Linked DNA regions of Mus musculus: region 2 is linked to region 1. A link is a loop called in an ENCODE intact Hi-C map of the cell type or tissue named here. Cell type or tissue: heart. All regions are shown on one strand.

Region 1 (4,000 bases):
GGGATTCCAAGCAGAAAGGATGCTTGGGAGTGTGCCCACATCCTCTGGTTATTACAAAAACCCAGAGGTCTGGGGAGAAAAAGCAAACCACCCGCCTTGTCTGCAGGCACAATGTGGGTGTCCTCTTTCCCACAGCATGTAGACATTTTTCTTATGCCCCTTCTGTAGATGAAGAAACCAAGCCCAGCATGGGCAACTTGTTCCAAATCACACGCTTATTAAGTCACAGAGCCAGGGTTTAAAGCCTGGCCTGATGGATTTCAGATCTCAAGATTTCTGGATTTCTAGACATTTTCCTTTTTCAGTCAACTGTACTTTCCCCCAGGATTCCCTCGTGAAATGAAAATCCACATTACAACCTAGATAGCAGCAAAAAGAAAGGACCTACAGCATGGCTGGGAATGCCAGCAACAGAGATACCCAGAGCCCAGAGCCTAGGGGACCGGGAGGGCACAGGTTCCAGCAGCTGTTGGGCTTTTCAGGAACTGTTTGTGGGGAGATAACTCTGCACAGGTATGGAGACCAACATCCTAGGCAGGGCACATAGACAAGTTTCCCTCAGCCATCTTGGAGGGAGGGAAGGGGTTAAAGCTTTGCAGACAGAGAGCAGGAAGGAGGTTAGTGAGCTACAGTCTGCTGTTACAGCCAAGGAAACTGAGGTCCAACAGAACAAGTGAAATCAAGCCGACAAGCACAAGGTGGCATCCGGACTGCCAGGGCATTGTGCAAATGGGTTCTTTTTTCAATCAGCAAGCCAAGTATCTCAAAAGAGATAATCTAACTGGCCCATCCTCTTTGGAGCAAGGACCGCAGACCCAGCTCTGTTAAGTGCACCACAGGCTATAGTAACCGTGTAGATGAGAGGTGTTCTGGTAGCTTTTGTAGGATGCATGAATGATGTGTGTTTGTTCCCCAGGCTTGCCCTGGTATAAAGGTGCTGGGGATCAGAGAGCCTGGAGAGATGGAGAGATAGCTCCCGGGGTTGAGAGAACCTGTTGTTCTTGCAGAGAACTAGGACTCATTTCCCAGCACCTACACTGTAACTCAAACCGTCCTTAGCTCTGGTTCCAGGAATCCGATGCTGGCTTCTGACCTCTATGGACACTGCATACGCATGGTAAACATGCAAAAACCTCAAACACTTAAAAAACAAACAAACAAACTCTGGGGTTCGGGTTAAGATGAGTGCTTCCGGCCGGGTGGTGGTTCATGTCTTTAATCCCAGCACTCAGAGGCAGGGTATCTCTGAGTTTGAGGCCAGCCTGGTCTACAGAGTGACTTCCGGGACAGCCAGAGCTACATAGAGAAACCCTCTCTTGACTCTCTTGAGGTGGGGATGGGAATGAGGGCTGGGGAGCAGGAAGGTGTGAGGGGTGGAGGTGGGGAGTGAGCTGTCCCCGTCTGGTTATCGGTTTACCCTGATATGCTCTTAATCTTGGTCCGGATAACCTGCTTCCAGCCCGCCTCTCTTTCGGGAGCTAAATGATGCTCTCTTTAGATTGAGGGTTTTAAATTCTTGTTTCTGTAAGGATTTCCGAGCACGTATTTAGCTCCCCCGCTTCTTTCTTCATGTCCTCTAGGGGGCAGAAGTGAGCCGCTTGTCCATTCTTTGGGACTGATCCTTCAGACTTCTCCAAACTTTTATAAGAAAGCAAATGCCCAGGGGGCGACCAGAAAGGCAGATAGTGAGTATGCTTTCTCTTTAGATTGAAATATGATCTCGGGCCAGCAAGATGGCTCAGAGGGTAAAGGCTCCTGCTGCCAAGCCTGACTAACCTGGGCTTGTTGGCACGAGCGTGCCGCACTCCCCTCTCCACAAGATTAATAAATAAAGTATGTAAAAATTAAAACAGTATGATCTAGGGCCTATGATCTGGGGCCTGGTGTGATGTGGTGGCACAAGCCTTTAATTCCAGTCCTTAGGAGGTAAAGGTAGACAGATCTCTGTGAATTTGAGGCCAACTTGATGTACATAGTAGTTCTGGGCCAGCCAGAGCTACATAGTGACCAAGTGAGATCCTGTCTCAAAAAAATAAAAAAAAGGAGAGTTGAATGGTGGCAGTGCTTGCCTTTAATCACAAGGCTCAGGAGACAGAGGCAAATGTAGCTCTATGAGTTCCAGGTCTTCAGCAAAAGTCCCAGGACAGCCAAAGAAGGTTATACAGAGAAACCCCGTCTCAAAAACCCAAAATTACCAAAACATCACCACCACTATCATCATCATCAAGAGAAACATTCTTTGAGAGAAAATATTGGTAGGAACTGAGGCTCCAAATTCAGTCTCCAGTCTCAAACAAGTGTTGGGAGAAAGTTTTCTGCTTTTGTTGTCCCAGCAGGCTACATGAGACCCTGTCTCAAAGCAAAGAAGAAAGAAGAAGAAGAAGAAGAAGAAGAAGAAGAAGAAGAAGAAGAAGAAGAAGAAGAAGAAGAAGAAGAAGAAGAAGAAGAAGGTGGAGGAGGAGGAGGAGGAAGAGGAGGAAGAGAGGAGGAGGAGGAGAAAGAAAGAAAAAAGGAAAAAGAAAGAAAGGAAAGAAGAGAAAAGAAAAGGAAAAGAAAGGAAAGGGAAGAAAAGGGAAGAAAAAAACTTGAACATGACCTAAGGCAGTGGTTCTCAAACTGTAGGTTGGGCCCCCTTTGTAGGGTGTCAAAAGACCCTTTAAGCTGGATTCCTAGCATCCAATAAAACTGAGTGACCTTCTGCTTATCAGATATCTACATTATAATTTGTAACTAGCAAAATTACAGTTATGAAGTAGCAACAAAAATTATCTTATGGTTGGAGGTCACCACCATCTGAGGAACTGTGTTAAAGGGTTGCAGCATTAGGACACGGTTGAAAACCACTAGTCTAAGGTCTCTCTGTCAAGAAGTCAATAACCCTGAGAAAAAGTTCTCCCATTGAGGGAGCCAGGATCCCTAAGCTAAATTCTCTACACTTTGCCACTTCTCCCCCCACCCCACCCCCACCCCCACCTCTGCCCCACCCTTGGAGACCAAGTTGCCTCTCTGGTAGAAAGCCAGGGATACCCGTCCCTGGAGTGTAGCCTTCTGACAGGCTTACAGTAGATGGAGCAGGCCTTGAAGTCCCTGGATATTGGGGACACAGACACCACGATGACTGACGGTGAAGAATGAGGAGAGAAACGGATGAGAGGGTAGCCTTGAAGCTCAGCGGAAGTGGTAGTGTACATGAATTTCATTCCTTAAGGACTAAGCTTCTGGGGTGGATGGAGTCAGGGGTGAGGGGGCAGGTGTCAACACTGATCTGAAGGCAGAGTTTTTGTGTTCCCAGAGGCGAAGAGAAAAGCCTCCAGAAGAAAAGAAAATGTAGGGCTAGGCATATGTCTTAGCTGTGCTCACAAAGCCCTGAGCCGGATTCCCAGCATCCTATAAAACTGGATGTGATGTAAATGACTAAAATACCAGCACTCAGGAGTGGAAGCTAGGGGGATTACAAGTTCAAAGTCATCTTCTGCAATATAATGAATTGAAAGCCACCTGGGGCATATGAGGCCCTGTCTCAGGAAAGAGGAGGAGGAGGAGGAGGAGGAGGAGGAGGAGGAGGAGGAGGAGGAGGAGGAGGAGGAAGAGGAGGAGGAAAGGAGAAGGAAAGGAGGAGGAGGAGGAGGAGGAGGAGGAGGAAAGGAGAAGGAAAGGAGGAGGAGGAGGAGGAGGAGGAGGAGGAAAAGAGAAGGAAAGGAGGAGGAGGAAGAGGAGGAGGAGGAGGAGGAGGAAAGGAGGAGGAGGAGAAGGAAAGGAGGAGTAGGACCTGCAGGATTGAATGTTAACTCCACAGAGCTATACTCTGTGGGGCCTGTCATCTTACAAATAGGTCTAGGCAGGCCTTGCGGGAGGCTGCTACTGTCCCAGGACTTGTCCATATAAAGCAATTGGCAGAGAAGGCTGAGTGGATAAAGAGGAGGAAGTTGGGTAGTTAAGGAAGTGTGTTTAAAATCTTAGCATAAAGAGCCCCATAACCCATGATTTCATTTACATTCCA
Region 2 (4,000 bases), 50 kb after region 1:
CTGCTGACCCATCTCATTACTCCGGGTTGTCTTCTTAATTACGTTTTTAGATTTTTCATTGCTATTATTATTGTATAGGAACAGGTCTCATTATTTTTTAAAGATTTAGAGAGTGTGTGTGTGTGTGTCTGCGGGGGTGGGTATGCTCATGCTGTGGCCTGCATGTGGAGGTCTGAAGATTACCACCGGGAGTTGGTTCTTCTGGAACGATGTGGGTCCCAGGTCAACAGGTTTGGGAGAAAAATGCGTGAGCCATCTTGCTAGCCTCTTGCAAGTTTTGCATTGAGCTTTTTCTCTTCGTGGGATGTAGAGAGACAGGCTTCAAAGCAAGGCTCTGGTGCTTCAAAGCAAGCTATTGTGCAAATCTGTGCTTCCTCTGCGATGGGTAGGTTTGGGCTTGCCGTGAGTGGAAGTGGATGGTTGAGGTGGGGTAGAGGAGCAGCTTGCCTGTTTGGCTGCTTTTTACTGTGTATGTCATGTGGACACTTCACCCTGCTCTCTTCTACCTAACAACCCCCCCTTTCCCCACCACACCATTTTCTTCTTTTCTTCTTCTGCATGGCACTTAGTGCCATCCTGAAGTATACTGTTTATTTACTGGTGTGGCTGTCCTCCCTGCTGTCACCTAAGTTCAGTGAGAAGAAGCACAGTCTTGTATTCATGCTGCTTGGTCGCTGTGTCCCCAGCACCTAGCCTATAATTTATACTGAGATCAAACATGAGTGACCCTCTGCCTTTCCTGGGTGGTGAGCATGGGGGGGGGGTGGGGTGGAGGACAGGGACTGGTTTCTGGGGTCTCACATATGCCAAGTGAGCATTAAACTCCTGGGAAGTTAGGCCAGCTTTGGTTCTGTGGTATCAGCTACAGCCAGGCAGTGGACAGGTCAGCTGTACCCCAACCCCTCATTCTCAAGCCTACACCAGTGTCTCTGTCAGGAGGACACCTCTTTCCTCAAACACAGTCACCCACAACGTACCATCTGTGTCCACATCACCTACACACTCATTTACATCAGCCTTCTTCTGGCAAATCCTCACATAGCTGTCAGCACAACTGACGGGACCTGGAGGACACTAAGGGCGCAAACGTCTCGGACTTGCCGTCCGAGGTTGTAAGTGGGGTACATTGTCGGGACACTCACAGAAGCAGTTCGAGATGCTTGTGCCTCACTGAGTGCTGTGTGCAGACTACTACCCCGCTTCCCCGGAGTGTGTGGGCAGAAGAACACTGCTGTGTGTTTGCCTCTTCTGCTGGTCTCACAAGTGGTTTCTTTCTGGACGCATCTATGGGTGAGTTATGGGTTCCCAGATGACTCCGTTTGGGCCTCTTTCTGAGGTTGTCACACTGTGTGGGAACTTTTCCCCGGCAAAATGTTAACTTTTAAAAAGAGCAACAAAAAAAGGAGGTATCCCATGAGGGACTGTGGATTCCTCTCTGGCTCCATCTAGTCTCCTGGGTCCTGTGTGTGAGGAGGGGGAGGCGAGCTGTTGCTTGTGAATGGCTTGCTCAGGAATCCTGGATTCCAGCAAACCCTGCCTTCCACCTCGCTAGCCACATGGCCTCCAGTCGGAGTCGGGGGTGGGGGTGGGGGGTGTTGTGAAATTACATAGCGAATGTGTCACCTCGGTGCCTGGGTCACCCTCGTAAAATGTGGCCTGCGATTTTCGTTTGCTATCTGGGAACAGCTTGTGCCTCAGTGTTCCTGACCAGAAAAGCAGGGATAATTCTGCTGTCCACCTGTGTCCCACCTTCCAACTTGCAGCCTCGAGGACCGAAGGGTTAATAGCCTCAGGCTTCGAGGGCCTGAGTGGGGGAGGTGCCCCACAAATGGAGTATTGTTGTGTTGTTGACTGATCTGGCTTTGTTTGAGTCTTCAGTGTTTGACTTCCTGCACTTAGTACCCCATGTGCTTAATCTCTGGAGAGATTTGTGGTCTTCTTCTGCAAGGTGCTTACCTCCTGGGGCTGGGGCCTGGGTCCTCCCCCATCCGGAGCCTTCTAAGTTTTGCGGGGAAGGTACATTTTCATGGCTAAGGCCCCCCAGCAATCAGGAATGAGAGAAATGCAGCAAGTGTGACCCACACGCGGAACTGGTTCTGAATAGGACCGTTTATTGAAGAGGTTTCAGCAGGAGGCAGCGGGCGCTTTAATTCCCGAGGTTGTTGGTGGCAGTTCGTTGCTTGCCCAGCCCGAGCCTGTTAACTGCTGGGCTGCCGAACTCCGGAGAGAATGCCGCTCCCCAGTCCCTGGCCACCTTCCCGGGACTGCTCTCTGTGTTGGGATGGGAGCCCTTTTGAGGAAAGCGGTAGGTAGCCTCTGAGACCCGGCCAAGGGTGGCTGAGTGGGGTGCAGCTGGGACTCTGAACCTCGCCTGGCAACCTCTGGGGAACATGAGCAGCCACAGGCTTGTGGCCCAGGGCTTTTGAGGCTCCCCTGGAGGTTCAGAAATGGAGGACCACACCGGGTTCAGTGTAGAAAAGTGACTTCTATTTACCTTGCCTGGGTGCTTCCAGTAGGTTTGGCCATGTGACTCGCAGACAGCTCTGTGGCTTTTGGAGTGCTTTGCTTGGGGACTTCAGAGGTCTTCTCTCAACATTCACGGATGGGTGGCTAGAGAAGGTCCTGTGTGATCACACTGTCCCCATACACGCATACATACACACATGCATAATGGGAAAACAGTGTCTTTTTCCCAGAATCCACAGGGGGTGGTGATGTTGATTGTTCTAGATGAAATCAAGCGGCACCATTGGTAGGGGAGGTAACAAGTGGGTCCTGGATACCCTAATGGGTGTCAGGCCGGGTGGAGCCAGCACCTACCATCTGTGTAGCTCTAGGAGGCAGGTGCAGGGAGCCGGGGGCAGATCCTTGCTCAGACTTCACTACTTCTTTCTCTTGTGTGTCAAGGCCTCCCTCTTCATGGAGTGGACTGCCACCGGAGCTGCCGTGCCCTGTGTACTCTGTAGCCTCTGGGGTTTGGTAACAGGTGAGGGAACTGTCGAAATTCTGGTCTTTGTGTGCTCCTCGCTGAGGGAGAAGTTTCCTCTCTCTCTGCTGGAAACTGGTTGGATGAGTTTCCTTTAGGCCTGTCTGGCTGAGGCCTCTTAGCCAGGGTGTGAGGGACTGGGGGATGGGAGCAGGTGTTGTGGGTGGAGTGGCTTTCAGAGCTGCGGCAGGCACCGCAGGGTGAGGCGCTGGATTTGACGATCTGCCTGTCTGTGAGGATTTACACTTGTGTGCAAATCCCTAAGGTCTGCCTTGGAAAAGCCACTCCCCTAGCCTCTGGGCTAGGATCGTATGGTCCTGGTGGAGGCCCGGGCAGAAGTAGGGGTGGATTGTGGAGAAGCCACGGAGGAGGAAGTTGGTGTTTTAACTACATCAGTCCAGGAGAGAGCGTGTCTTGTACGGTTGTTTCTGTACCTGGAGGCTCATGCTTAGAATTAGGAAGGAGCCAAGACTGAGGGAGATACCGTGCTGGCAGCCTCACCCCCCACTTCTGACAAGTGTGGGAAAGAAAGGTAAAAGATGGGGTGGGGGGTATCCCTTTGATGTTAAGATTCATATGGACCCTTCCTCCGCCCAGATGAGAGCTATAAGCCCCTATTCCTAGAGGGAGATTCCCCTCCAGCTAAGACTGGAACCTCAGTGGTCCCTGTTGGATAATAGCCTCAGGTAAGGAGGAATTGCATTAAGCTGTTTGGGTGATGGCTCTTACAGTCCCTTTCAACCCTACCTCTACCCCATTCTAGAAAGGTCACATACAGCCCAAACTGGACACACACTCCCTGTGTAGCTAAGAATAGCTTTGAACCTCCAGTCTTTTGTTTCCACCTCTGGTTTTTATGTAGTACTAGCTATCAAACTCAATCTTTCCTTCAGGCAAGCACTTTAGCAACTGGACAACATCCCAGCTCTTCCTGCCTTCCTGAAACACCTAATTTACACATTGCTTCGAGTCACCTTGATTTTTGGGTCACGCATCTTCCCTCTGTGCGTGAGT

The links. Hi-C counts contacts between places; a loop is a spot of excess contacts. Peaks named below come from ENCODE experiments on the same cell type or tissue, not always from the same donor. Only the 100,000 strongest peaks of a DNase experiment are listed, where the experiment ranks them.
Region 2: it touches region 1 in a loop (2.4-fold over the local background); 10 of 42 quality-filtered maps call a loop at or near these places.

Annotation. Positions count from the first base shown.
Region 1 is chr12:76,494,909-76,498,908 of GRCm38, forward strand. No RefSeq gene overlaps it. Among named protein-coding and RNA genes, the nearest start is that of Gm40445, 27 kb to the right of the region's middle. In heart, no CTCF peak of the experiment used is centred here; a DNase peak (open chromatin) is centred at 1,673; H3K4me3 peaks cover 377 bases; H3K27me3 peaks cover 274 bases.
Region 2 is chr12:76,544,882-76,548,881 of GRCm38, forward strand. All of the region lies in intron 1 of Plekhg3 (pleckstrin homology domain containing, family G (with RhoGef domain) member 3), which reads left to right. It overlaps AI463170 (expressed sequence AI463170), which reads right to left and starts at 3,044. Exons shown (of 3, transcript NR_046044.1): 1 at 2,821-3,044; 2 at 2,495-2,610; 3 at 2,091-2,290. In heart, no CTCF peak of the experiment used is centred here; DNase peaks (open chromatin) are centred at 1,290, 2,230, 2,920 and 3,060; H3K4me3 peaks cover 1,634 bases; H3K27ac peaks cover 1,998 bases.